2 separate regions of the Homo sapiens genome follow, and region 2 is linked to region 1. The links are chromatin loops, found by intact Hi-C in ENCODE. Cell type or tissue: MCF 10A. All regions are shown on one strand. Links, peaks and the distances in the headings refer to the core of each region. The heading gives the core; the rest is flanking DNA.

Region 1 (4,418 bases), core at 74-4,073:
TTTATTTATACTTCTATATAAGTGAAATGAATGACAGCAATGTCGTTCATAATAAGTGAAATGAGTGAAATGAATGACAGCAATATAAGAGAAAGGAGGGAGGAATCAGGATTATCTTATTATTTTAAGGTACTCATGCTACCTGTGAAGTGGTACAGTGTTACCTGAAAGTGGTCTTAGATTAGTTGTAAATGTCTACTGTAGACTCTAGGGCAGCCACTAAAAAAAGTAAAAAATTATATACCTAGGTGACACGCTGAGAAAGGAGAGAAAAGAAAATCATATAAAATGCCCAATTAAAACCGTAAAAGGCACGAAAGGAGTAGAAGACAAAAATAACAAAGAACAAGGATAACAAATAGAAAACTGTAATAAATATGGTAGATATTAATCCCATTACATCAATAATCACATTGAATGTCAATGGTCTAAATATATCAATGAAAAGACAAAGGTTGTCAGAATGTATTAAAAAACAAGACACAAATCTGTTGTATACAAGAAATCCACTTTCAATATAAACACATACATAGCTTAAAAGTAAGTGAATGTAGAGAATATTACATAAACTCAATTGATAAAGCAGTGGCAGAGTCTGAGATGATCGACTCCAATTTTGAAAGTTCTGTAGGTAAAATGCTATCAAACAGCATTGAATGCTACAGAGAAATCTTTCGTGGAAGGAAGGGCCAATCGTTATAGCAAACTTCATTGTTTAACAAATTGCCACAGCTACCCAACCTTCTGCAGTCAGTACCCTATTAGCAGCAGCCATCAACATCGATGCAAGGCCTTCTACTAGCAAAAAGACTATGACTCTGCAAAGGCAGAGAACTGCCTTAGAGCTTGTTAGCAACAACGTATTCTTTACCTAAAGTATGTAGATTATTGTTTAGACATAATGCTATTGCACACTTAATAGACTACAGCATAGTGTAAACTTTACTTTTATGTGCACTGGGAAACCAAAAAATTCTTGTGATTTTCTTTACTGCAATATTCACTTTATTGTGGTGGTCTAGAGCTAAACCTTGCAATATCTCTGAAGTATGCCTGTACTTTAAATCATCTCTAGATTGCTTATGTCTAATATAGTCTAAGTGCTATATAAATAATTTTTATACTGCATTGATTTTTAAATTTGAATTATTATTACATTGTTATTTCTTCTTTTTTTCAAATATTTTTCATCTGTGGTTGGTAGGTTGTATGTGTGGAACACATGGCTACCAAGGACCAACTGCATTGACTTTAGTTAATAATAATGTATCAATATTAAAATATTGTAATAAATGTACCATAGTAATTTAATATCTTAAGGGAAACTGGGGAGAGGAGAGTATATGTGAGCTCTCTATATTCTCTTTGCAATATATACATATATATATAAGGTGATATATATATAAAATATATATATGTCACAGCATAGTCAGACTGCATAAAGCCAAATGAGAAAAGGAAATCTTGAAAACAGCAAGAGAAAACTAACATTTTATATAATTATATTAGCAATGCAATTAATAGCTAACTTCTCAGCAGAAGCAATGAATACTTAAAAGATAATTCAAGTAATATATTACGATATGTTTTAAAAGTCAATTAAAAATGCCATATCACTGAAACTATCCTTCAAAATGAAAATATGTATTTTTAGGTAGTCCAAATCTGAAAGGAAGTGTTGATATCGTACAACAAAAAAATGTTTAAGAATATCTACAAGATACAAAAATGACACCAGAGTGTAACTCAGATAAAAAGGAAGGAATGCAAACATTGGAAATTGTAAATATGTGAATGTATGTATAAGAAAAAAATGTTTATATACACACGTAATGGCTTAAATGAGCAAATGCATTGTTACTTTAGTCTTCAAAGTTTATTATGGTTATCCCCTAATATTACTCCTAAGTACTCTATCAATATCAAAAATTATGTCACAAATATGTATTATAAATTCTTGCTAAATATTTCTAGCTTACATTATGTATTGTAGGTCCTCAGGCTAGGTTCAGAATTCCTAGTATATGGTCACATGGGCTTTCAATACGTTTTTCAGGACATAACCATGGCTGCCCATCCAGTGTCCATTTTTTTCTTTTTCCTTGCTGTTAAGGCTTTGATACTCCTGAATGTGGAATTGTACCCCATTAAAACCATGTGACTCAATTTTGGCCAAAGTGAGGTAAAAATAATGCTGCAAATCAGGACTTTTGCAAAAGGTATTGCTTTACCAATCAGAAGAACATGCTTATGCTTGTTTCCTCTCCGTTTAAGCAGATACTATTGTGGCACTCATATTTCTAGCATGATTCAAAATGCTTTATACTTATAAACAAATGTAATTCTTACAAATGACTCATGAGATAGTTACCATTATTAACCACTATTTAGTAATTTTGAAATTGAAACAGAGAGATCCTGGTAACTTATGCAACCTTAGCCCTTTGGCTGCATCCTCCCTCCTATGTGGAATAAGATGCAATATGTGCAGATGGAACAGCCATTATGTGAATATGAGCAGAAAATCCACATGCTTAAGACGGCAAAGCAGAAAGAGGAAACACTCTGGATTGTTACTGTTGTTCTGGTTCTCTATACCATGGACATCACCCTGGATTTGATATTTGCTCAGAAGTCATTTCTTAATTTTAGCATCTCTTTTTCTATATCTAAATAAGCAGGAAATGAGAAAGTATTTTTTTTAATTCAGTAAATACTAGTTCATGTGTACCTAACAATCTGTTTAGCATAACTTGTTCCTTTCTTATTTTACTATAGACAGGAAGAAGCAAGCAGCATCTTCAAAACTTCCCTGGGAAACATCTGAGATAAGTGGTGGTCTAGATCATTAAACAGATATCCTATTTTTCATGTTACTACAAGTGACAAAGTTTCTAAACTTTCTAATACCACATAACAAGTGTACCCTTTCCTCCGGCCACCAGTATCTACTTTTCTCAAATCTCTCATTGATAGTTTTTTTGAGAGCCATCGGGCTTCATTAATAATCTCTTACTTTTTGGCTTTTATTACCTCTTCTTTCAAGATTTGTCAAGCTTCCTTTTGTCCGCTTGCCACTTGTTTGCAAAGCCATACACACAAATACATAAAATTAAATGTTTTATATAAAACACATAAAATTAAATGTTTTTTATATATGTTAAATATATATATTTGCCAGAATCCCACTTACAGATATCAAAGTCTGCTCAAACAAACCCAAAACTTAGTGACTTGAATGACAACATTAATTTTACTCACAAATCTGCAGTTTGGCCAGGGTTCATCAGAGAGAGTTCATTTCTGCTTCACTCAGTGTCAGTCAGGGAAATTTGAAAACAGTGTTAGAATCACTTGAAAACTCATTCGGGAAAATAATAGAGGTTGATGGTAACTATTGGCTGAGTCTTCAGCTTGTTCTGGGGTTGGGGCTGGAAATCCTACACATGGCCAATCCATGTGGCTGCTTGGATTCTGTACCGAAGGACAGCTGTTTTCTAAGATCAAGCCTCCTAAAAGGATCAGACAAAAGCTTTCTTTCCTTTATAATTTAGACATGGAAGTTACATAGTGTTACTTTTGTAATAGTTGAACCCCACCTTATTCAAGAGGAAACAGCATAAGCTCTACCTCTCAATTATGGAAAGAACATTTAAGATAGAATATATTGGTATATCCATCTTTGGAAATTAGAATCTGTCACAACAAAACTTTTTTAATATGAGAAAACAAATCCCTAGTTGATTAAGCCATTACAGTCAAACTCATAACATGCATATATTTTGTTATGGATATATATGTTTTGGTTTTCATGTTTAATGTCTCCCCTACTAGACTGTAAATCTCACAAGGGCAGAAATTATTTCCATTGTAGGCCGGGCTCAGTGGCTCACACCTATAATCCCAGCACTTTGGCAGGCCGAGGCTGGCAGATCACTTGAGGCCAGGAGTTCAAGACCAGCCTGACCAATATGGTGAAACTGCTTCTCTACTAAAAATACAAAAAATTAGCCGGGCATGGTGGTGCATGCCTGTAATCCCAGTTACTCAGGAGGCTGAGGCAGGGGAATTGTTTCAACCCAGGAGGTGAAAGTTGCAGTGAGCAGAGATCGAGCCACCGCACTCCAGCCTGGGTGATAGAGCAAGACACTGTCTCAAAAAAAAATAATAATAAAAGAAAGAAAGAATTTCCTTCTTGTTCACATTGGCTCTTAATAAAAAGTTTTGTAAATGAATACATGGATAAACACTGAGGCAAAACAAAGGCTGAGAGCTTTGGGAGTTAAAGTTCTTTGACCACGGTCAACTATGAAGCTCCATGTTGTGTTACATTCTGACGCACAGTTGCCTTGGCACACAGCCTCATGGATCTGATTTGCTTCTGAGGCTTAAAGGTGGCTTGGTTTATAAATTGCTCA
Region 2 (4,418 bases), core at 183-4,182, 55 kb before region 1:
ATGGCTGGGGAGGCCTCAGGAAACTTACAATCAAGGCATAAGGGGAAGCAGGCACTTCTTACATGGTGGCAGATGAGAGAGAGAGCATGCACAAGAAAAACTGCCACTTTTAAAACCATCAGATCTCCTGAGACTCACTCACTATCAGGAGAAAAGAATGGGGGAAACCACTCCCATAATTTAATCACCTCCCACCAGGATCCTCCCTTGACACAAAGGGATTACAATTCCAAATGAAATTTGGGTGGGGACACAGAGCCAAACCATATCAGTTGGCCAAAAATGTGTGTAACCTCACTCTTTCTTTTCTTTCTTTCAAACAAAACATTCATAATCATAGCCAGGATTTTTATTAGGTTATGATTTGTATGAAAATATTAGGGTCCTTTAACATGCAAACATGATTTTACATATTCCCACTTTTTGACCTGCTCTAAATATTTAATACCTTGAATATAATCACCTACTTTTCTGTGGTGTGGTTATAACATGTGACAGATATAATATTTTATAACATATTCCATTCCAAATTAAAACATTCATATTTACCTGAGTTACATTTTAAAAAACAAACAAAAAGAACAAATTTGTTTAAACCAGACATCTGCACTAGTTGTTTTACCCCCTGGTAAGTATGTGTTTTGAGAAAAGGCTTAACTGAAACCATCTGTTGATGACTCATTCACTCTTGAATCATCTAAAATATTTTTTCTCCAATTTATACCAATGCATAACACAATGTCTTTCAAAATTTCTGAACTACATTCTTTCATTAAAAACAGAAAGCCGAGCAAAGAAAAAAAAAAAAAGAATGGATTAGGTACAAGTCAGAGTTCTAAACACTAATTTTCACTTGTTTTTAAGTGAGATTCATATTAACCCACTTTTGTTTAAATATTGAGACTTTCTGTTGATTTCACTGTGATGAAAGCCTGGCTGATGCAGTAGACCATTATACTTGAAAAACTCCTCACATATATTTTAAAAGCTCATGCCTTGCAGTGTATACCTAAAATCCCACAATAAGTAGAGGATAGATAGATCTGCAAAACCAAAGCCCACTGTATTAATTTTCTGTTGCTGCACAACAAACTACCAGAGGCTTATTAGCAGCTTAAAACAACACACATTTTATTATCTTGCAGTTTCTGTGGTCAGGAGCATGGCTTAGCTGAGTACTTTTGCTCAGGGTCTCGTAAGGCTACTGTGGAGGTGTTGGGGGAATGTTTTTCATTTGGAATCTTGACTGGGGAAGAATCCACTTCCAAGCTCTTTCTTTTAGCAGAATTCATTTCCTTATGGCTTCATGACTGAGAGTCCCAGCATTTTGCTGGCTATCAACTCGAGGGGTTTTTCCTGTCCTAGAGACCACTCACAGTTCCTAAAAACCAACAGAAGTTCCTTGCCACATAGGCTCCCCCAAACTGATTGTTGACTTCATTGGGCCAGAAAGGTGAATCTCTATTTCATTTTGCCACGATACATCATACCTTACCTTATGTAAGGTAATGTAATCACAGAACTGACCTTCTATCACCTTATCATTTTTGCCATGTATATATGATATATATATGCATATTCATTTCTATTGGTTAGAAATAAGTTTTAAAAGTTTTAGTCTCACACCCATTCAAGGGGGAAGGTTTACACAGAGGCATGGACACCAGGAGATGGAAACCAATGCGATTTGCCTGAAGGTCTGTCTATCACACCCAAACTCAGCGTACATTTTTCCCAGGAGATTTAAAATATTCTCAGAGGCTTCAAGCATTCATATATTTATAATTTATTTTTACCAAATGCACAAATAAAAACACATGGAAAAAAATGTAGCTGATAATCTCATTGGTTCAAAGTGAAAATCCAAATACCCGATTCTACAATGGCTCTTTCTATTTGAGTCTTATTTGTGTATTTTTAATTCTTAGAAAATTATTATTATTTATACCATCGAAGTGTTATTCTCACTATACATCATAACCCAAATCAACTAATATTTTATAATTTAATTTATTAATTTAAACACTTATTAAATCTTACATCATTATCCCTGCCCTCTTGTGGTCTTTAGCTTTCCATTGGAAAAACAATTGTATATAAATTTAAATTTTAATATATACAAGTTAAAAACAAGTTATTCTTATTTTTTAAGAAATACAATTTGGGGTTCCTCCATTTATTAAAATTTGCAATATCCTTAGGTACACATAAAACTTCACAGTAGCATGCTATATTCTTAAATTCAAAACAATTATTATGAATCCTGATATTTATAAAGCAATCAACAGCCAAATCTCTGTGTGAGTCAGCAATGAAGTCATGTATGTAAGTGCTCATTACATTCCCTGAGGTTGACAGACAAAAATGTTTCCAAATGTTGCCAAATATCGCCTGGATGGATAGAGGGAGTAAAATGACCGTAACAGAGAAATAACGTCTTATAGAAAATTTAAATAATATTTAAGTTGTCAAAACCTTTCATGTACACTCAAAGGACAGTGGGTCAGAAAGAGACTCTGAAGAACAATTAATTTATTCACTGTTACCAGACAGGTTAATACTGTAATCTATCAAAATGAAGAAAGTGATACACTGTTGCAAATAATATTAGCACAAATTATCATTGGGTCTAAATTCTGTGTAATCAAAAGAATCTTGTTGGAGAATTACTATTTCTTTCCAGGTAACAGCATAACATGAAATAAGATGATTATATCCAACAATTGTTCACTTACTTATGATTCCTCAGTCTCTTTTCCTAAACAGTATCATTCTCTGCAGTGTTCCGCAAACTTCTATTATCCTTTCCAATTGTGAACGTTTGTTATTCATTTCCTTGCTGATTACTAGGTTCTAGGCACTCCTAGAAGCACTTTAGAGGAATCATCTCTTTTCATGTTCACAGTGAACCTAAGAGGTAGTTATTGTTATTAAACTCATTTTTCAGATTATGAAGCTGAAGCTCAGAAAGTTAATGGGAGTTGCCAAGGTCAGAGAGTACTCAGGTAGTCTGACTTTCCTTCCTGTGCCTTTGTCCTTTATTCTGTTCTACATGTCCACTTCATACTGAAATAAAATAACTCAATACATTACATTGTCATTATCTAACTCATGTTTAGAAAAATTACTTTTGTAATCCAGCGCCAGGTAACAAAAAGTGGAAGATATTTAAGAGATTATTTCAACAATCAAAGTATAATAAAATTAATGCATTTAACTACAATAATCACAAGAGACTAAGTACTAGAAGACTAATAAAAGGCAAATAAAAAATTTCAGAACATGATAAATTCTGGAAGAAAGGTATCTTGAAAAATTAATATCATTAGTTGGAGATACAGATAAACAAATAATATATGCAAAGAAGTCAGCTAAATAATTTACAAAGGTGATTATTTTCTATTAAAAAACACAAACACAGCATTTTTCTGATGGGGAAATTGAAAATTGAAGAGACTAAAGACACCTTATCAAAGTAAAAACTAGTAAATAGCAGAATCAGCACTCAAAGCCAGATTTGTTGGCTCCAAGTCATGCCATGATTTAACCACTAAAATATCCTGAGATACTATCCCAGAAGGGGAAGCAATCTGGGGAGACATAATGAACTTGGATTGGGACACCCACCTTCAATATATGTGAACACACAAACATAAACACAAACCCACCCCTACATACACATACTTAGAAACAATAATTTAATTCAAATTTTTATAGAGATCATTAGATTCATATACAGTTTTAAGATAGAATCTATGTACAGCATTCCCAGTTACCCCAAACTATAACATGTTTCAAAACTGTAGTATATTATAACCAAGATATTGATAAAACCCACCCATCCACCAAATTTTCCAGTTGTATCTGTATTTGTCTCTCCTGGGTGTATTTAGCTGTATACAATGTTGGACTCTCATAGGTTCATGTATCCACTAGCACAGAAGACTTTCATCACTAAATGTATCCCTCATGTTGCTCTTTTGTAACCATAACCGTTTCCTCAGATCCTCTAACCAATCCTTCACCCCTAAGAAACCACTAATCATTTTTCTACTTCCAAAATTCTAAAATAACATTTTTTAAATGTTACATAAATAAAATCATATAATATTATTATTTTAGGATTTTTTCCTCAGTATAACTTCCTAGAGATTAATCCAAATGATCGAATGAATAACACTTTCCTCCTTTTCATTGATAAGTAGTATATGGAATATAGTTACTACAATATTTCAAACATTCATCTATTAAAGGACACCTGGACTCCGTCTTCATTCAGTATAGGCAAAAGCTGTAAAGAGCCCATTTTGGTCTATATTGAATAGAGCTGCTATGAACATTTGTGCACAGGTTTTTATGTGAACATATGTTTCAATTTCTCTGGAATAAATTCTCAAGAGTACAATTGCTGGGTCATA

The links. A loop is a pair of places that touch in the nucleus more often than their neighbours do. Peaks named below come from ENCODE experiments on the same cell type or tissue, not always from the same donor. Only the 100,000 strongest peaks of a DNase experiment are listed, where the experiment ranks them.
Region 2: it touches region 1 in a loop (3.0-fold over the local background); 1 of 110 quality-filtered maps calls a loop at or near these places.

The regions. Positions count from the first base shown.
Region 1 is chr4:137,365,440-137,369,857 of GRCh38, forward strand. No RefSeq gene overlaps it. Among named protein-coding and RNA genes, the nearest start is that of LINC02511, 150 kb to the left of the region's middle. In MCF 10A, for the core only: no CTCF peak of the experiment used is centred there; a DNase peak (open chromatin) is centred at 2,372.
Region 2 is chr4:137,310,120-137,314,537 of GRCh38, forward strand. No RefSeq gene overlaps it. Among named protein-coding and RNA genes, the nearest start is that of LINC02511, 100 kb to the left of the region's middle. In MCF 10A, for the core only: no CTCF peak of the experiment used is centred there; a DNase peak (open chromatin) is centred at 2,342.